Linked DNA regions of Mus musculus: region 2 is linked to region 1. Evidence: chromatin loops called from intact Hi-C (ENCODE). Cell type or tissue: heart. All regions are shown on one strand. Each heading gives the region's core, and the rest is flanking DNA. Links, peaks and the distances in the headings are about the cores only.

Region 1 (10,777 bases), core at 2,482-7,481:
CAGTTCAGTCAGCGGGTGCCTACTCCTCTTTAAACACACACAGAGTATCTGAGAAGCCATCCATGGCCTTTCCTGTTTGAATCTGTGCCTCCCCTCCCCAACCCCCAACAGTTTGTGATGGAATCTGGCCACACTAAAGGAGTTTTACTCATTAGCATTTGTGCCTCCCCTAAGAAACTGATCTTGCCTCTACATCTTGCATCCCTCCCTCAAAATTCAAATTCAGTGACAAAGCAAACAGGCTCAGTAAAATTGTTGCCCTAAAGAGAATGGAAGGCGACTGATATTGTCATGGCCACTGGCCCATGGATAGTGAGCTCTCACAGTAGGATAACTTAGACACACAGACACACAGACACACAGACACACACACACACACACACACACACACACACACACAAGCTCCCTTTAAGATGGGAGGCAAAAAGAGAAACCCCAGCTTCCTACGGTGCATTTGCTCTGTCATTCTTGGATGCAAAAGACTGGAAATGGACTAAGAGGCCAAGTCACTTATCTTTGGAAAGTCTAACAAGTTTTCTGGGGGGAAAAATAAAAGAAATGAATAAAATTAAAAATGCGTGGTAAAAAAGTTAGAGGAAGGAAAGACCCACATTTCCGCTAGGGAGTAGGAAGTGGTCTTGTCTTCCGCAGCAGGGCCGTCTAATAAATCTGGAGAGTTTTATTGACTTCATAGGCGCAAAAATAACCACCCAGAGAAGACATCGGGTTTCACTTATGTTTTTGGAAAGTAATTTCTCACAGACGCGAGGTTAAAAGAAAGTGGTTGCACGGGCCTCGTCTGCGGTGGTGTGTCTTCTGGTATGCGTAAAGCAACTGGATCCGAGTTCTGGGACGATGCCCAGACTCGGGGGCTAAAGCCGCTGTTGAAAGCACTGAGGACAGAGTGTTGCCAAAATTTTATGTATGCAACTGTAGATCGATTGTCTTAGTGCAAGCACAGACTTTGATCAAGAGCGTCTGGAGGGCGGGGTTTCATTAAATGATGTTTTCATCCCTTAATTCTACAGTTTCTATGTCTACTTGTTCCTAAGTCGACCACAGACTCTGAGTGTCCCTGACGCAGAAAAGTCCCTGCCTAAAACCATGTCTGGCTCTCAGGCTGCTGCAAGGACTGGCACAGAAAGAGTTCCTGGGTAGAAAGGATAAAGTCTGGGAGGTTTTACTTCACTCAATAGCTTTCTGGTCTCGTATTAGACCAGTCAGAAAGGAAAATGCTAGACGCTCTCTCCCTCCTGCCTTGTGTCTGTGATTCATTAGTAAGACTTGAAAACTTCCCCTACACAAAGACAAGCTTTTGTAAGCAAAGGAGTGATAAGAATGTATGTCTGTAGAGTGAATTCTCCCGTTTAAAGATATCTGGCCAAGACTAAAAATCTCAGCCTGTCTCAGAAAGTAGAGATGTATATTTCTGAAATCTTTTCAGGTGTTCATAGAACTATGGAAAAGATGGCCCCTAAGTAAGATTTCTAAGGTCTAGCAAAGTTCTTGTTCCAGGTCTCAGGGAGACTCTTGTCCCACGGGGCAGAAGAAACATTTGTTCCATCATGCTTCTATAAAGCAATGGGACTGAAGTTAGAGTAGCCATGTTCTGGCCACTTCAAGTGGGAGCAGAGCCTGCTGGTGTGTGGGAAGGTAGTTTACTCTCAGAGCCTCTAGCACTGTCCACAAAATTAAGACACAGTTGGAGAAAGAAAAGAGCCTTTGCACTGAGAAACAGGAAATAAATAAAATGTTATGCAGAATTAATTGCCTCATTGTAGAGATGACAAGAAACAAATTAGCGGTTTCAAAACTTTATTTTAGTAGCAAAATCTCTTTTCAAAGCAAAATTTCCCAATAAAATACCAAACACGTACTGAGCGCTTGACATGGGCAAGGTTAGGCTAAGTGGTTTGCAGGTAGTGCTAGTTAGTAGCCCACACTGCTCTATGAAATGGGCATTATTTCATATCTACCTCACAACTGTGGAAAACGAGAAGCCAGTCTGCTCCAGATGAAACAGTCGATAAAACAATTAGATCACCAGGCAGGTCGATGTGAGGCTGCTCAAGTTAAGACCCTTAACCCCTGCTGTCTGACTACTTTGTCAATCTCTCTCTCTCTCTCTCTCTCTCTCTCTCTCTCTCTCTCTCTCTCTCTCTCTCTCTCTCACCAAAGCTCCGCAGAACAGCCCTCCAATCTTCTGACTAGATGACCTCTCTATCTTCTGACGGTGTCTGTGCAGCCCTGCTACCAGAGGTGTAAGCACAATGGCTCTTAACAACCTAAGATCAGAAGTTGGCAGACCCTGTCATTCACTAAGGGTCACTAGATGTCATTCAATAGATGTCCTCCACTTCTCTTTTCATGTGCTAGTAAACAGTAGATATTTTTAAACAAAAAACTACTTTTATTAAATAGACATAAAGATAAAATTCAAGAGTTGCTCATACACAAACATATGCTGTTAGGTCAAATGTGTTGAAAAAACCGCAGGCCAACAATCACGATCAGTTTGCACATCTGTAACGATTCAGTTACAAAGTTTTCTATCTTTGACACACTTTCTATTTACCCTCTGATAAGCTGTCTCTAATAACTTCATCAGGAGACAAGTAAGAGATTGTAATTTTTTTAACCTCTTAAATTAAGTGGTTGTCTATCCAGTTGCTGGCTCCCTTAGAGCAGAGTTAATCAAGATAAGAGGACTCTTCTGATGTCATTGTTAGCGCCTGACAAAGAGAGAGAGAAAATAAACATAGGCTGGACCTCTTTACTCCTGATACACACACACACACAAACACACACACACAAACACACACACACACACACACACACACACACACACACACATTACAGGACTTGAGAGCCACTCTAAGAGCAGAAGAAAATTCTCATGCTTACTTTCACAAGGGGTATAAAGAGATATAAAATTATTGGTGGCTAGTCTGATGACAGCTATTAAAATGAAATGTTCCAACTCTTGATCTGATCATGATTCACCTGCTGGGAACTCATCGTGGAGAAACATGCTGACAGCTGTTCAAAGTGCTCAAGTGGAACTCGATGCTTGCAGGAATATGTGTCACAGAGAGAGTGGAAAGAACCCCTGTGTGAGAATAGGCAAGTGGTTAAGGAAAATATGGTTTGGCATACAGTATAATCAGACCATTAAGCGATTTAAAAGATCTTTTCTGCAGACTACATGAAACACTGTTGAGACTAGAATTTTTTTTTTTTTTGCTTTGTTTTTGTTTTGTAAAATGTTAATGGTTGTCTTGGAAAAAATATCTGCTCTTTTTAGCTCCGTGTAATTGTAGATTTTCATTATCTAGGCTGCATATTTTTTTTTTTGTTTAGAGTTACTTTTATGTGTGCATGTATATGTGTGTGCATAGATGTACAGCATCGCTTCTGTATTCAGAATAACATCCACCAACATTCCTACAGTCTGGTCCTCTGGGAGCTCTCATTGCAAAGCCTGGAAGCCTAGTCCAAACCTATTGACTTTACTGGCAAGCAAACCAAGCTGACACTGGAAACAGTGAGACCCCAGAGCTGAAAATACCATGCATGGAAGTTCTAGTGTTCAGAGTTTATGAGCCATTGTAGCAACTATTACCCCAGAAGGAAATAGGGAGGAGCTGATGTGGAGAAACTTGAACTCTGGCTAGTCTGTGGCTTGATGCTGTATAGTTAAGAGAGTACAACTTACAACCAGAGACAAAAGGAGTCTTAGGCAGATGGTGCCATGCCAGGGGTGAAGGCATGCCCATAAAAGATAGAGGTAATTATATTTAATCATGTTTATGTGTATGTATGTGTTCCTGTGTGTATATAAGACACATGTAGAGGTGTCAGAGAGGCCAGAAGAGGAAGTTAGATCCCCTGGAGCTTCAGGTACAAGCAACTGTGAAGCTCCTTACATGGGTACTGGGAACTGAACTCAAGTCCTCTGGAAGATCAGCAAACACTCTTAACTACTGAGCCATCTCTCCAGCCTGGTGCTTAATTTTTATGCTTTCATCTGGATAAATTTTGGTGTACTTTCTCTAATAGGTCTTCATTGGGGGGGGGGGGGGCTTTATAGCTTATATACAATTAAGAGAACTCAGTATAGAGGACTCAAAATCCCAAATACACAATCAGGCTTTGGGAGAAGCCCTGAGAAGGAAGAGCCATTAACCTAAACTTCATTATCTTCACTGTAGGTGTCTCAGGGAGTCAGCATCACAGATTTCTGCACCCAAAGACAGTGTGGGAGAGCAATAGCCACGCCTCCTTTTCCTGCAGGACCATCCTTCAAAGCAGAGATTTATCCCACGTGCATGCGTGTGGCAAAATGGGAGGCCCAGAGAGACCGTGGCCTGCCTTTGGGGTTCTTGGTGTCTGCACTTAGAAAAGCCCCAGAGAAGCTCTGTTTGTTGACAATGGCAGGCACCCAGTTCTTGATGCTCATAAAACTATGGCCGTCAGTGCTGGGAAAGATATATTAGGTCATCAATCTCGATTTGGGTCCAAGGCAGGATGGTTCCCTAGTGCAGTCATCCCGAGCCTTTATCCAGGCAGCTTTGATATGTCTCTAGGGCTTCACTCTGCTCCTCAACTCTGGTTCCTGAGCAAATGTTGAATTGCTGGACTTCAAACAAAAGAAAAAGCATCTTAGAGCAGGAGCCACACAGTGCTTAATTATATCCATTCCTAGATCTCTATCAGCCATTTCCATATGAAGAAAACAGTTCAGTGTAAAGAAACGCATATCTTTGCTGTAAAGTTACCATCAAGAAACAAATCACTGATTTCTTCCAGTTCCTTATATTTCAACTTTGGTGGTGAGTTCACTTTTAGCTTTAGAGAAAAAGGCAGGCTTGTAGGGCTGCTAGCGACCAGTGTTATGGAGAATGAGTAATAAATACAGAAAAATGGTTTTTTGTTAACGGAAAGAAGTTCTTGTTTTTGTGTGTTCTAGTCTTTCCTGTAAACCTTTTTTGAGTCTGTCTACCTTTGTCATGGATAGAGTTGCCGTGTTTGCAGTTTTCTAGGCTACAATGGGGCTTATATAATTCCAACCCTTGGGAGGTAGAGGCAGGTGGATCTCTGAAAGGTTAAGGTTAGCCTGGTCCAGCAAGATCCAGAGCTACATAGTGACTATATAAACACAGGGAGTGGGATGGGGTGGGAGGTTTTAAAACTAAGCTTTTATTTTCTCTCAGCTTTCTTTAGCTTCATAATAAATAATCCTAATCTCCTGAAACATCTTGGTGGCTGGAGAGCAGATGTGAATAAATACTGTTGTTGTATCAATGTCTGTTTTATGGCCTAAGAGGAACCCTCCATCTATAGAAAGTTGTTTGCTTGCTTGTTCTTAAGAATTGTCTATTTTCTTTTTGGTAAATAATATTTTACTCCATAAGAAAGTCTAAATAATAATGTAATATTTTCCTCTGAAAATCCATATCCCACTCTTTCTTTTGCCTATTCTTTATGTGTATGTGTATGCATGTGTGTGGGCATGTGTGTGCAGGCACCCACGCATGTGCAGTAGGAATACAAGCCAGGCTTCTCACAAGCTAAGTATACGCTCTGTCTCTAAGTTGCACTTCAGCAACCAAATGGTTTTGTATGATTTGTAAAAGCATTTAAATATTATCTCAGGAAGAATTATAAGTATCTAAATGCATATTAAACAACTCCTTAGGGAAAAAAATAATTACATTACATGAATTTAGGACTGTCCAGAAATCATGGACTCCATCATAAAAATTAATTTAAAAGAATTGTCACATCCACTAAAAGAGAGCAGTGTATGCATTCCCTGTGTCCTGTGTAAGTAAACATTTTTAAATGCACTCTAAAAATTGATGCATTGTTGTCTAGGAGATTGATATAAAGGGGAATTAACTCACTCATTTAATATATGTCTTTACCCACAGTGGCAGGAGAATCCCACTGAGACACAGCTTCCTCCCCCTCCGCCATTTTTGTCTTGGGCACTATGGTGGCAGGTGAAAGCACTCAGCAAACCCCGGCAGAAGGAGAGTTTGCTTCCCAGGAGAAGCCGACTTTCTGTCCTGCTGCACACAGCCAGGTGCTCATCCCCAAACCACATGGCAAGACTGCAATGGCAGTCTCCCATATTAGCTAGCTTATTACCAACTTCAAGCAGCTTAAGAGAACACAATGTATTCTTTACTCTTTCTGGATAGCATGGGTCTGAAAGCACAGTGTGGGTGGAGCCACGTTGCCTCTAGATACTAGAGGGAAGATTCTGTTTCTGTCTCTGGCAGCTTCTGGTGACTCTGGGAATGTTTTCGGTTTGTGGGCAATCCCATTCTAACTTCAGTCTCTGTGGTCACACAGTCCCTCACTTCCTCTGCATGTATGTTTCACCTTGTTTTCTCCTTGTCTGATAACACAGGTCATCTCATCAAAATGATTAATGTAATTACAGCAACAAAGGGCTTTTTCTCCCATGAGGCTATAGTTACAAGTTCTGGGAAATGGGATCTAGACATATCTTTAGGCGCCCTCCCACCATAGCTGGCCAATGTTTAACAATGTCCTCCTCGAGAAAGGGGAAACTTGCTCAATAGCACTGGCCCCATTCCGTCAGTACTGCCCCCATGATGAATGCCAAGCTACTGAGGGGGAGTCACTGATCATGGACTTGAGATGCCAACAGCGTGTCTTTCCACTAATAGATGTTAGTAGCCTCAAGACCCCAGGTGGTAATATAATGAACTGAAAGGACGGGGAGTGGAGGAGGCAGGAGCATTGCTCCTTTTGAGGCTTTTACATTGATTTCATTTCACGTGCTTTAAATTGTTACACCAATTGAATGTAACAAACGGCTCAGGAGTTCTCTTTCTGTCTGGACCCAATTGGATCATATGGGTCAATGTGAGCTGGCATCAGTCGGCATTCCATTTGACAGGATATGCCAAGTGATGAAGCATGAGTCATCGTGTCTAGGGTAGGGAGTCTGTCAGCAGTAACCCCAGCATGTAAACTGAAAATGGAGTTATCACTTTCTTTCAGGGAAAGTTGGAGTGTTAGTACCTAAAAAAGAGGGGAGGAGAACCCCGATATATCAACTTCAGAATCATTTAAATATCTTAGGTATGTAAAGATTTGCTTATATTTATTTAGGTGCATATGTGTATATCTATGTATGGGTATGTGCACATATATAAGTGCAGGTACCTGTGAAGGCCAGGAAAGGTGGAGTTACAGGTGATAGTGAGCATTCAACATGGGCACTGGGAACTGAACTCAGCCCCTGTACTGGCTAGTTTATGTCAACTTGATATAAGCTAGAGTTATCGGAAAGGAGAGAACTTCAATAGAGAAAATGCCCCTATAAGATCAGACTGTAGAGCATTTTCTTATTTAGTGATTGCTGGGGAGGGACCAGCCCATTGTGGGCGGTGCCATCCCTGGGTCCTTGTTTCTATAAGAAAGTAGGTGCAGCCATGTGGAGCAAGCCAGTAAACAGCACTCCTCCATGGTCTCTGCATCAGCTCCTGTCTCCAGGTTCCAGCCCTGCTTGAGATCCTGTCCTGACTTTCCTCAGTGATGGACTATGATGTGGAAATATAAGCCAAACAAAACCTTTCATTCCCAACTTGCTTTTGGTTATGGCGTTTCATCATAGCAATAGAAGCCATAAGACAAGTTGGTACCAGGCTAGTGGGGCATTGCTGTGACAAAACTGTCTGGGTTGTGTTGGAGAGTGTTGTGGAAGGACTTCAGAACTTTGGGCTAGAAAAACCACTGAGTGTTAACTCAATGGGTGGTTGTGCAGGTACTTGGAAGATAATCTTGAGAGCAGTTCAGACAATGGGGGCCTGGCTTATTTCCGAGGGAAGCAAAGACTCTACGGAGACTTTGAGTTAAGAATTTGTGGTTCTGATTAGCCGAAGGATTGGCAGTGATTAACAAAAGACCAGAGCCAATGAAGTAAAACCATTGCTTTGCTGGGACAATAGAAGCTGATCAATCGGAGCTAAGAAATGAACCTTGATTAAGGTGATTAAGTAGAGACCAGCATCATTGAGGTGAATGAAATCTGAGAAGTATTTCCTCAGAGTCTACACAAAGAACTTGTATTCCAGAGGTGGCCAAATTTGTACCTTATGCTGATAACTGAACTTGGTGGTGTAAGAGGTGCCCAGGTGGTCCTGGTTTTGAAGGCATGAAGGGGTCATGAGAAGCAGCTGAGATTTGACACTGTGAGAGGCCGGGATAGGCCATTGGAGATGGTGCAGCCTCAGTAGCAGTTGAAACCCCACAATTGCAGGGGACATGGAGAAAAGCTGAGGTTTGGCACCATGAAGAGAGCTCAGTGAGAAGGTACTGATGAAAGCACAGCCCAGTTGAAACAGAAGACTGCCAGTACCATGGGATAGCCACCAAGAACAGCAGCAGCTGGGGAGGAACTTAGCCAGCAGGAGCCTAGAAGACAAGCTGTGTGTGCTGCAGAGGGCAGAGCCAGGGAAGTGATACAAACCCTTGGGAGGAGCCCAGAAGACTGTGAGTGAATCCCAGACATTGGTCATTAAGCTATTTATACTGTTGAAGTTTGTTTTGCCTTATTCCAATGGTGACTGTTCCCTGGTTCTTCCCTCTTGAAGCGAGAAACTATTTAATTTACTTTTGATTTCACAGGAGCCCACAGTTGAAAGACTTTGAATTTTATGAGACTTTGGATTTTTAGAGACTGGCTAATTCAAAGAGATTGATTTTTTCTTTTAAAGGACCATGGAACTTTAAAATTTTGGAATACTTGTATTGTAATGTTGATATTAATGTGTGATCTTGTGAAAGCACAAGAAAGGAAAAGTTATGTGTCAGCGATGATGTGCTTGTGTGTCAAGCTGGCAACGGGTCCGTTGTGCTGCTGAGTTTTATTTCAAGTTGGTGCAAGCTAGAGTTATCTGAAAGGAGAGAGCCTCAATCGAGAAATGCCTTCATACTGTAGGGCTATAGGGCATTTTCTTACTTAGTGATTGATGGGGGAGAGCCTGGCCCATTGTGAGTGGTACCAATACTGGGCTGGTCCTGGGTTCTATAAGAAAGCAGGTTGGGCAAGCCAGTAAAGAACACTACTCTCTGGCCTCTGCACCAACTCCTGCCTCCAGGTTCCCGCCCTGCTTGCGATCCTGTCCTAATTTCCTTCTGTGATGCAGTACAATGCAGAAGTGTAAGACAAGGAAGCCCGTTCTTCCCCAACCTGTCCTTGGTCATGATGTTAAGTCAGAACAATAAAAACCATACCTTTGAAAGGCCCATTGCAGGAGCAGTGCGCGCTCTTCACCACAATGGGCTATCTCTCTAGATACCTTTTAAATATATTCTAATGATTTTGTAGCAATAGAAATCCTTTAAGTTTAGAGAAGACACAGGTATGTGCATTGTGGGTAGTCATTGATGTTCAGGTCAGAACCTTTCCAGGAAGCCCACTGATTTTTTGGTTTTTGGTTGGTTTTTGTTGCTGTTGCTGTTGTTGTTTACATTCTCGTTTCTACTTGTAGTATCTGCTTTTTAATTTTAGAAGCACTTTCAGAAGGCAATTAGATTTAAAGAAAGAAAGACAGTCCAGATCTATATTCATGGCTTTATTGAAATACAATGAATTCACCCATCCAAAGGTAAAATTCAGTGGTTTTTAAATGCAGCAATCAAGTGGAGCAAGCATCACTTCCGTTAATTCAAGAACTTTTTTTTTTATCACCACTCAAGTAAATTCTGTTCCACTCTGCTGTCTCCCAAAGTCTGTTCATCACTCCAAGTCCAGGTAACCAGTATGGTGCTTTTTCTCTATAATGGTTTACCTATATACTCCAGAGATACGGAGTATCTGCCTTTCTTCTGGTTGGCTTCATTACTCAGGAAGATGTTTAAAGACTCATCCACCATATCTATCACTTCAGACCTCTCTACTGATGACCAGAATCCAGTTTTATAGACAAGCCATTTTACACTCTCCATTCCTCAACCGGCATGTAAACTCTCCCTTTCATGCCTATATTGAAAAGGCTGCTGTGAATACCTCCGCTCCTTCTGCTTCTCTTTGTCAGTGCTGGGGCTTGAACCTTGGGTTATGCACATTGCTGTGCAAGCGCCGGATGTCTGAGCTATATCCCCAGCCCTGATCAAATCATGAACACTTCTATACATGTTTTATGTGGGCATGATTCTCCATTTCTCTTAATGCAACGTTTTTGTAATGAAAAGTTGTAACTACATTTCTCATTTTCTCTATGACGAAGGGACAGAATTTTAGAACTGAAATCAGAAATGCCAAGTATACAATTTCAGGCCTCTTAAACATGGAATCATCCATTTCCCTAAGTTCTACTGTTTCCTAGTAATAGGGGAGAGGCTGGCTAGCCTGTGATTCCCAGACTCAGGAGCAAGTACCACGAAATTTCCTTTGCTGTACCAAGTTTAGGCCTTGCCTGCCACCGGCTCACAACTCTTACCCTCCACCATATTGCTTTAAGGGCTCTTTACACACAAACTACAGGGAAGAGTGAATGAAGATGAATCAGAGTTAGAGAGTTTGGGAAATTCACAGAGTAGAGGCAGGGAAGCAACTTCTGAGACACAGGCATGTGTCCCTCGAGTGACTTGGAAACATCCGTCCTGTGTGTCCTGGGCCTGCAAAGAAAAAGAGAGCTCTATATTAATGTATAGCGACCTTCTTCCAAGGAATGCAGAGTGTCTCAAACAAGTTTTCATTTATTCCCTGGAGGGAATAGGCATAAAACATGCA
Region 2 (10,777 bases), core at 3,218-8,217, 700 kb after region 1:
GAGAGAGAGAGAGAGAGAGCGAGAGCAGCTACTTTGCAAAACATGTGCCAACAAATTGGATAACGTAGAACAAATGAATAAATTCCTAGAAACAAAACTTTCCCATTTCAATCAAGAAAACAAATCAAGGGAAACCTGAATAGCCCATAACCAGTAAGGAGATTAAATTAGCAATCAAAATGCTTCCAGAAAGGAAAAGCCCAGGGCCACATAGCTTTAATGGTAAATTATAGCAAACATTTAAAACATTAATGTCAATCCTTTTCAAATTCTTCCAAAAACTAGAAAGGAGAGATCACTTCCAAAGTCCCTTTACATGGCTAGCATTACTCTCACATCAAAGACAGGAAAATATAGTACAAGAGAAGAAAACCCAAACCAAGCACCCCAATGAAGACAGATACATATACTCCAGCATCCCAAATCAACAGCACTTTAAAATGACCATGTGTTATAATAAATGGGGTTTATCTCTGGGGTGCCAAGATGGATAGACTAACTATAATCGATAAATGTAATATACCACATCAAGAGAGCAAGTCCGCTAACTGCATGTGCATCTGATCCAATGTATCTAAAAAATTCAATACACATTCAGGATTAAAACAGTCTACCACTCAGAATAGAATAAAATTGCTTCAATATTATAAAGGTCAAATATGAAAGTTCCACAACTAAACTCATATGCCATGCTTAGAGAAAACAAAATCTTCCTCAGTTAAAAAAGAAATAGTAAAATAAATAATATGCAATTATAAAGGCATCAAAATTGAAAAAGTAAAAATTACATTGTTTCATAGACTGTTTTCCATATATACGAAATTCTGAAATTCTAAAGAGCATATATACATGTGATAGCATACAAAAACACTACACACTATCTACTGGAAATTATAAATGAATTCAGTTTCAGGTCACAAAATCTATAGAAAAACAAAGAAGCAAACAAAATGAGCAGGTTCGTTTGCATATACTAATAAGAACAAGATAGAAATTAAGAAAATGATTATATTTCTAATAGCATTAAAATAAGTTATATAACAGCTAACTTAAATAAGAAGTCAATAATTTGTCCACTAAATCTTGGAAAGAGCTCAGTGGGGCTGGCACTGGCCATCAAGGTGGATAACTGCAGTTTGATCCCTTGGACCCACATAGCAGAGGAGAAAAAAAATGTATTCTCACGAGTTGTCTGACTTCCGTATGTATGCTGAAGTATGAATATGAATAGATAAAGAAATGTGGAAGGGGAGAAAGGAGGAAGAAGGAGGAGGAGAAGGAGAAGAAGAGGAAGAGGAGGAGGAGGAGGAAGAGGAAGAAGAAGAAGAAGAAGAAGAAGAAGAAGAAGAAGAAGAAGAAGAAGAAGAAGAAGAAGAAGAAGAAGAAGAAGAAGAAGAAACAAAGAAAGAAAACCCCATTAAAGCATTGCTCAAAGAAGAAATAGAATGGCTGTGGGTCGTGAATATGTATTATTAAAGTTTTTAGATTCAATTCAATCGCTATCAGAATTCTAATGACGTGTTTGAAAGCAGAAAAAGCAATTCTAACAGGTTTATTATTCCAGAACATAAGGTCAATAACTCTGTTTTGTGAGAGAAATAGTAGTGAAAACACTAGGAAACTGCTACAAGTGAGACAAGGCGACCCTGAGAAACTCGGTGAACTCCCTCAACTTAGCCATGACCGATCTACTGATCTTTGAAAATGATGCCAGGAGTAAACAATAGCCAGAGAACCACCTCTACAATAACTAGCACTGGGAAAATTGATTATGGATTTGGATTCTTACCTTATAGCGTGCACATAAAACAACTGTAAAGAATTACCTGTAAATACAAAGTCATACAATGATAAAGGTGCCAGAAGAAAATATCTTCATGACACTTAGTCTCAACAATTCTTACAAATCATATCAAAACACACAGCAAGAGTGAAAATGGACAAGTGGGGCGATATTAACTTGAAAATCTCATCTCAGCACTGGAAACAGGCAGCAGAGGAAAAGACACCTTCCATTAATGGGAATCTGGGCAGGAACTCACCCAGGGCAAGATCTTGAAGACAGGATTTGAAGCACAGGCAATGGAAGAGTGCTGCTTACTGGATTGTTCCCCATTACTTGCTCAGCCTGCACTTTTATATACCCCAGGACTACCTGCCCAGGAGTAGAACTACTCAAATTGGACTGCGGCCTTCCATATCAATCATTTATTAAGAAAATGTAACAGAGGCTTTCCAATTTGTTTGGGAACATTTTCTTAATTGAGGCCCCCACTTCTCAAATGACTCTACTTGTGTCAAGTTGACATAAAACTATCCACCACAGCCTAAACTGCCCTCATATATATATATATATATATATATGTATATATATATATATATATATATTTCTTATTATTTTTTTTAATTTGTGCTAATGTTAATACCCATGTTAAAGACAAAGACAAAGAACTGTACTGAAGAAGACTGATTTACTGTCAAGATAAAAATTTCCCCCTTGCCGGGCAGTGATGGCAAATGACTTTAATCCCAGCACTTGGGAGGCAGAGGCAGGTGGATTTCTGAGTTCAAGGCAAGCCTGGTTTACAGAGTGAGCTCCAGGACAGCCAGGACTACACAGATAAACCGTGTCTTGAAAAAACAAAAACAAACAAACAAACAATCAAACAAACAAAATTCCCCCTCATAGCTGAGGAGATGGCTCAGTTGTGAAGAGTGCTTATTGCTCTATCAGAGCCAGAATTCAGATTCCAATACCCACAAACCATCCAGTGGCTCATATATGCCTGTAACTCTAGCTGCAAGTGTTCTATTCCCTGGCCTCTGAGCTCTATGGGCACCTTTACTGCCAACACATGCACACACACATTTACATTCAACTCCACAAAGAATTCTATTATTAAAATATCTTTAGGAAAAAAATCATTATTTTTACCAGCATGTCACTACTGACTTCTGTTTACCCATAGAAACACCTCTTTTAAAAATAAGTACTTTGAATTATACAGATGGTATAACTGAGAGCCCTATATTTCGTCACTGTCGAATAGTGTGATCCAGTAGAAGACTCTTAGTGTGTCTAAACTTCAGTTCCCTCAAGAGTATGGAGGGCTACTCATGCATATTTTATGGGATATTACAGGCAAGCATATTGGGTATACCACACCTAAGATATCAGGAAAACGCATGTGCTTCCTATGCAGTGTCCAGGAAATGACAGGTGTTTTGGACTTTCAAGAGGACACTGATTAACCAGCCAGCTTTGTCAGGTTATTCAGACTTGCCAATGGGCAGTCCGCACTGGGCCAGCCTGGAGGCAGGACCATGGCTCACGTCCTTCTTAGAAGATATTTCACTTGGGTTAATATTCATGTTCTAGTCAGTGCATGACTTCCTGGAAAGCACCTCAATTGATAAGGTGCCATTTGTTTAGTATGTAGTTATTTGTAAAATTGTCCTTTAAAGCATCAAAAAACTTCTTGTAACATAAAAAACAACAACAACAAAAATAAAATGCTACACACACCTATTTATGTGCCAATTCTCTGACATCAGCCTGGAAGTATGTCTTTCTTTCTTTGCTTGGAGTGGTGCATTGCCCTCACACTATTATTTTAGCCCTCACTTTGGTTCCCCTAAGAAACAGATGAAGCAAGATACTTGGTGGATATGTGTGTGAGAGAAGCTTGTCTTCTTTTTTTTAATTAGGTATTTATTAAATTTACATTTCCAATGCTATCCCAAAAGTCCCCCACATGATTCCCCACCCAATCCCCCAATCACCCACTCCCACTTCTTGGCCCTAGCATTTCCCTGTACTGAGGAATATAAAGTTTACACGACCAATGGGCCTTTCATTCCACTGATGGCCAACTAGGCTATCTTCTGATACATATGCAGCTAGAGACACGAGCTCTGGGGGGTACTGGTTAGTTCATATTGTTGTGGAGTCCCTGAACCAAGATGGCTCCCACCGTTCCTGAGGCAAAAGCCTCCCGGGCCAGGTGGACACCTGTCCTCTGGGCGGGAAGGTGGTCGGATGTCTGGAGCCCGAAAAGGGAGCTGCCTCAGAAGCTCTGTGGCTCCCGCCTGTCTCAGAAGCTGTCAGCTTCTGTGTGCATACTGTCACCTGTGCAGACTACTTTTTGGTGGAGTCACGGAAGCAAGATGGCTCCTGCAGTTCCTCTATATCCTCTTCTTATCATCATCATTATCATTGTCATCCTCCTCCTCCTCCTCCTTCTCATCATCATCATCATCACATGTTTATATTCATGCATATTTGTCTAGTTCTCTGATAGGGTCACACTTACTATAGCCCTGGCTAGCCTGGAACTGAAGTAGAACGGGTTACCACCAAATAATAGAGATCTGCCTGCCACTGACTCCAGAATGCTGGGAATAAAGGCACATACAATCATTTCCAGATAAGCTAAGCTTCTTTTTATATTGATGTAAGAAAAGGGGTGTTTCAGGATAAGCATAATTAAGGCAGGTCATGACAACCAAGAGAGCACTACAAAAGATGCTCAGAGGATCACAGTATAGGGAATAGGGAGAAAATCTCAGTCATGGATGCATAGGAAGTATAAAGTTTATGGAAAAATGACTAAAGAAACAGGAACTAGGAGAGAACTCATCATAGCTAACACAGTAAGCAATTAAAACCTAGATGTAGATAGGAGAGAAATAAATGAACAAATAATCAATTCAACCAAGTTAGAAAACAACTAAGACAATTATAGGATTTAATAAACATCTCTTGATAACAGCAAAATGATATAACAAATATAAATGTAAATGCACTGAATGTTGAGTCTTTCAATTCTATAAAACAAAAACTATCGGGCACAATAGTTGGAAATATCTGACAAGCTCTAATGCAAAATAGTGGGTGATTTCAAATACCTGACTCTCATCCCTAAATAGGTCATCCCTTCTAAATCTCAACAAAGAAACATCAGAGTAAAATACATCATAAGACAAGTAGACTAAAGAGTTACTTATAGAATATTTTATCCAGCAATACATATTCTTCTTAGGAGCCCACATTTCAAAAATAGTTCCCATTTCCGGCCACAAAGAAAATATCTTCAAGCAAAGTCAATTCAAACTAAAAAGTATTAAATAGCAAGAAATAATAAATATCAGCACAAAAATCAATGAAATGGAAACAGAGTAATGCACAAAACAACTGTGACAAGGGCTGGTGATTTTGTTTTGTCTTGTTGTTTTGTTTTACCAGAAAGGATTTCTCTGGGTAGCTTTGGCTCTGGAGTCCTGGGATTAAAAGTGTGCAATCCTCTCAACTGAATGGATTGTTTATTTATTGATGTATTGATTGATTGATTGATTGATTGATTGATTGATTGATTTTTCACTTTAAGCCGATTCACTGCCTCCCCTCTAAAAGAGTTCCTCCCCCATCTCCCTTCCCCTTTCCTCTGAGTGGGTGGAGTCACCCTGGGTATCCTCCACCTCTGGCACATCAAGTCTCTACTAGGCTAGGCATTTCCTCTCTTACTCTTAACAAAAATAAAATAAAATAAAATAAAATAAAATAAAATAAAATAAAATAAAACAAAATTGCTAGCCAAACTAGCTATGAAGAAAATTACAGAGAAAAACCAAACTAAAATAATTAGAGGTGATAGAGAATTTTTAAAAACACATTCTGGTGAAATATAGATGATTTCTAAGTAATGATTTGAAAATAGGCATTAAAAAAGTCCCTTGGGAAATCTGGGGTAAAAGTGCATAAATTACTAGATACATATAGCCTGCCCTACTGAAAGTAAGATTATACACATCTTAAGCAGACCGATACTAAGCAATGATATTGAAGTAGTAATAAAGCTACCCTTCAAAGAAAAGTCCAGTACCATTGAATTCTACAAACTCTTAAAGAACCACTAATACGAATGCTCCTAAAAACTGTTCATAAAATATAAATGGAAAGTTCACTATCATGCCCATTCTATAGAGCCAGCATTGCCTGTTACTAGAACTAGATGAGGACACAGTGAAAGTGAAAAATATATTGCAAGCTCCCTGAGAACTAGAGATGCAAACACTCTCAATAAAAGTCTCATAAAGCAAATCCATGGTCAGCTTAAGACCATGCAACATAACTAAGCTCATTCATCCCAACATCTGCAAATTGTCTTAGAGACAGAAGTCACATCTCAGTACACGGAGAAGTCTTTGTTGTATGACACTATTCCTGGAGAAACAAAAATAAATGTTTACTCACTCCAAGTAACGAACTGACAATAGAGCAAAGTCCAGTAAGGAGAAAGAGATATTGCAGGAGGTAGGAAAGGGAAACAGAAAGCATTATGAAACATGGATGACATAAAAGCTGCAGACAATGTTTGGGGAGAATAATGAGTCCAACAAGAGTAGGTTAATGAAAAGAAAAAGGGTTATAGAGGAAGGAAGGAAGAGAGGGGAATGAAGTTAGCAATGTATAGTCTCTGTCTCTGTCTCTGTCTCTATTTCTCTCACACACAATGAAACCCATTGCTTTGTATAATACTTTTTAATTTAAAAAATAAAGATAATATATAAAAAATGTTCATTCATTTCATAAAAAGCATGTACAGAGAAACAAGAACAGAACGAATGAGTGCAAAAGAGAATAAAAATTATCTTTAATCTCTAAAATATTGATAATTACACAGAATTAATACAGTGTAAATGCCCCGATTAAAAAAGATGAAGGAGCCTGATAAACAGTTTCAATGAAGTAGCTGGATATAAAATTAACTCAAACAAGTCTTTCTGTACACAAAGGATAAACAGGCTGAGAAAGAAATTAGGGAAACAACACCCTTCTCAATAGTCACAAATAATATAAAATACCTTGGCGTGACTCTAAGGAAGTGAAAGATCTGTATGATAAGAACTTCAAGTCTCTGAAGAAAGAAATTAAAGAAGATCTCAGAAGATGGAAAGATCTCCCATGCTCATGGATCGGCAGGATCAATATACTAAAAATGGCTATCTTGCCAAAAGCAATCTACAGATTCAATGCAATCCCCATCAAAATTCCAACTCAATTCTTCAACGAATTAGAAAGCGCAATGGGCAGATTCATCTGGAATAACAAAACACCTAGGATAGCAAAAACTCTTCTCAAGGATAAAAGACCCTCTGGTGGAATCACCATGGCTGACCTAAAGCTGTACTATAGAGCAATTGTGATAAAAACTGCATGGTACTGGTATAGTGACAGACAAGTAGACCAATGGAACAGAATAGAAGACCCAGACATGAACCCACACACCTATGGTCACTTGATCTTTGACAAGGGAGGTAAAACCATCCAGTGGAAAAAAAGACAGCATTTTCAACAAATGGTGCTGGCACAACTGGTTGTTAACATGTAGAAAAATGTGAATCAATCCATTCCTATCTCCTTGTACTAAGGTCAAATCTAAGTGGATCAAGGAACTCCACATAAAACCAGAGACACTGAAACTTATAGAGGAGAAAGTGGGGAAAAGCCTCGAAGATATGGGTACAGGGGGAAAATTCCTGAATAGAAGAGCAATGGCTTGTGCTGTAAGATCGAGAATCGATAAATGGGACCACATAATACTGCAAAGCTTCTGCAAGGCAAAAGACACTGTCCATAAGTCAAAAAGACTACCAACAGATTGGGAAAGGATCTTTACCTATCCTAAATCAGATAGGGGACTAATATCCAATATATATAAAGAACTCAATAAGGTTGACTCCAGAAAATCAAATAACCCCATTAAAAAATGGGGCTCAGAGCTGAACAAAGAATTCTCACCTGAGGAATACTGAATGGTAGAGAAGCACCTGAAAAAATGTTCAACATCCTTAATCATCAGGGAAATGCAAATCAAAACAACCCTGAGATTCCATCTCACACCAGTCAGAATGGCTAAGATCAAAAATTCATGTGACAGCAGATGCTGGCGAGGATGTGGAGAAAGAGGAACACTCCTCCATTGTTGGTGGGATTGCAAGCTTGTACAACCACTCTGGAAATCAGTCTGGCGGTTCCTCAGAAAATTGGACATAGTACTACCGGAGGATCCCTCAATACCTCTCCTGGGCATATGTCCAGAAGATGTCCCAACCGGTAAGAAGGACACATGCTCCACTATGTTCATAGCAGCCTTATTTATAATAGCCAGAAGCTGGAAAGAACCCAGATGCCCCTCAACAGAGGAATGGATACAGAAAATGTGGTACATCTACACAATGGAGTACTACTCAGCTATTAAAAAGAATGAATTTATGAAATTCCTAGGCAAATGGATGGACCTGGATGGCATCATCCTGAGTGAGGTAACCCAATCATAAAGGAAATCACAGAATATGTACTCACTGATAAGTGGATATTAGCCCAAGAACTTAGGATACCCAAGATATAAGATACAATTTGCTAAACGTGTGAAACTCAAGAAGAACGAAGACCAAAGTGTGGACACTTTGCCCCTTCTTAGAAATGGGAACAAAACACCCATGGAAGGAGTTACAGAGACAAAATTTGCAGCTGTGACGAAAGGATGTACCATCTAGTGATTGCCATATCCGGGCATCCATCACATAATCAGCTTCCAAACGCTGACACCATTGCATACACTAGCAAGATTTTGCTGAAAGGACCCAGATATAGCTGTCTCTTGTGAGACTATGCCGGGGCCTAGCAAACACAGAAGTGGATGATCACAGTCAGCTATTGGATGGATCACAGGGCCCCCAATGGTGGAGCTAGAGAAAGTACCCAAGGAGTTAAAGGGAACTGCAACCCTATAGGTGGAACAACAATATAAACTAACCAGTACCCGGGAGCTCTTGTCTCTAGCTGCATATGTATCAAAAGATGGCCTAGTCGGCCATCACTGGAAAGATAGGCCCATTGGAGTTCCAAACTTTATATGCCCCAGTACAGGGGAACGCCAGGGCCAAAAAGGGGGAGTGGGTGTGTAGGGGAGTGGGGGTGTGGGTATGGGGGACTTTTGGGATAGCATTGGAAACGTAAACGAGGAAAATACCTAATTAAAAAAAAAGAAAGAAGGAAATTAGGAGAATGGATGGTCCCACTATGTGCTGTATATCTATAGCAAACTCAAATAACTGCAACAAATATTTGGAAAGGTACAAGCAATTGATAGAATAAGACATAACATGCAAACATAAAGCAAGATGGAATTTTAAATTAATATCAGATAAATAAAGTTGTGTTTCATGAGATTTATTTATTGAACCTATGTAGGCTATGTGTATGGTTGTACCACGGTTTTTCCATTCATTCATGCATTGAAGGAAATCTGTTTGTGTTTTCCTGAAGTATGGGCTAACTATACAAAAAATGCATAGTAAATTTCTGTGGACATGCTTTTGTGTGAGCTAAAGTTCTGATTGCTCAATAAAGAGCATCCTTTAAAGTTTACATATAAAATATGATTTTATTTACACAATAGTCTTAAACTGATAAAATAATAGAAATGACAACAGTGGTGGCAAACATAGGAGAGAGAGCAGCCATGGCAGTAAAGTATGTTTTGATGGATGTTAGGTTTCATTGAGATTTTACAGGACAGTAGTAATTGGGAGATGTGGTAAAGGTTAGGTTTACTATTTCTTATAAATAAATGCAAATACATAATTACTTTCAAAGGGAAGTTTCAAAAGTAATATTGCCAGTAGGCTAGAGTGATTAGTATAATAAAATTAGGGGGAAAACACAAACACAGAAACTGATTATAGGTGTTATATTATGTATTATATAACAAGGAACAAAACAAGGATGGAAAGTGGGGTGAAAAGGAAGGCGGGGGATTCATTTATAGTTGTGTTGGTTGGATTCCCCAAAACTTCTCGCAGAGTGAAGGCTTGGTCCACAACTGCTTGAAATATTGGAAGGGGTCATGAAAAAGAAGCCAGGGGAAAGACCTTGCATTCTCAAGAGGATGCTCTGGAAGGACATTGGGTCTTCAGCTCCATCCCCTGACTCTCTGGTCTGAGGATGCAGATTTTTAAACTGATATTAAACTAAATAGATATAAGTAGCCAAATGGCCTTCTAAATGTTCATATTTCTGGGCATAGTTCAGTGTTGGACTTTCCCTTGTCCAGAAAATGTTCTTTTTGCATTATGTTCAGAACTCATACACTAACTCATAACAAGGCAAAATGTTGAGAATAGAAAGATGGATGATCACAGTCAGCTATTGGATGGGTCACACGGCCCCAAATGCAGGAGCTAGAGATATTACCCAAGGAGCTAAAGGGAACTGCAATCCTATAGGTGGAACAACAATATGAACTAACCAGTACCCGGGAGCTCTTGTCTCTAGCTGCATATGTATCAAAAGATGGCCTAGTTGGCCATCACTGCAAAGAGCGGCCCATTGGACTTGCCAACTTTAGATGCCCCAGTACAGGGGAACGCCAGGGCCAGGGGAGTGGGTGGGTAGGGGATTGGGGGGGTGGGTATGGGGGACCTTTGGGATAGCATTGAAAATGTAAACGAGGAAAATACCTAATTAAAAAAAAAAGATGACATCTAAATGAACATATAGATCACCTCCCCCCAGGTCCAAGAAACATCATTGAAAGGGCAGAAAATTTGACAGTACAAATACAATACTGATAATACCCCTAGAACAATATGATACCAACCAAGATATAGAAGTGCTAACTTAGGCAGTGGCAGAAAAGGCTAGTGTTGAAACTAAATCTGTCCAGAAGTAAAGACTAAAATAAGATCTTTGTCTCAAAGTGATTCTACAGAC

What was found. Peaks named below come from ENCODE experiments on the same cell type or tissue, not always from the same donor. Only the 100,000 strongest peaks of a DNase experiment are listed, where the experiment ranks them.
Region 2: a loop joins it to region 1, with 5 times the contacts of the local background. A loop is called at or near these places in 2 of 42 quality-filtered maps.

What each region holds. Positions count from the first base shown.
Region 1 is chr4:82,546,121-82,556,897 of GRCm38, reverse strand. It overlaps Gm11266 (predicted gene 11266), which reads right to left. Exons shown (of 2, transcript NR_137202.1): 2 at 9,606-10,662. Among named protein-coding and RNA genes, the nearest start is that of Gm11267, 37 kb to the left of the region's middle. In heart, for the core only: no CTCF peak of the experiment used is centred there; a DNase peak (open chromatin) is centred at 4,417.
Region 2 is chr4:81,843,043-81,853,819 of GRCm38, reverse strand. No RefSeq gene overlaps it. Among named protein-coding and RNA genes, the nearest start is that of Gm46886, 86 kb to the left of the region's middle. In heart, for the core only: no CTCF peak of the experiment used is centred there; no DNase peak of the experiment used is centred there.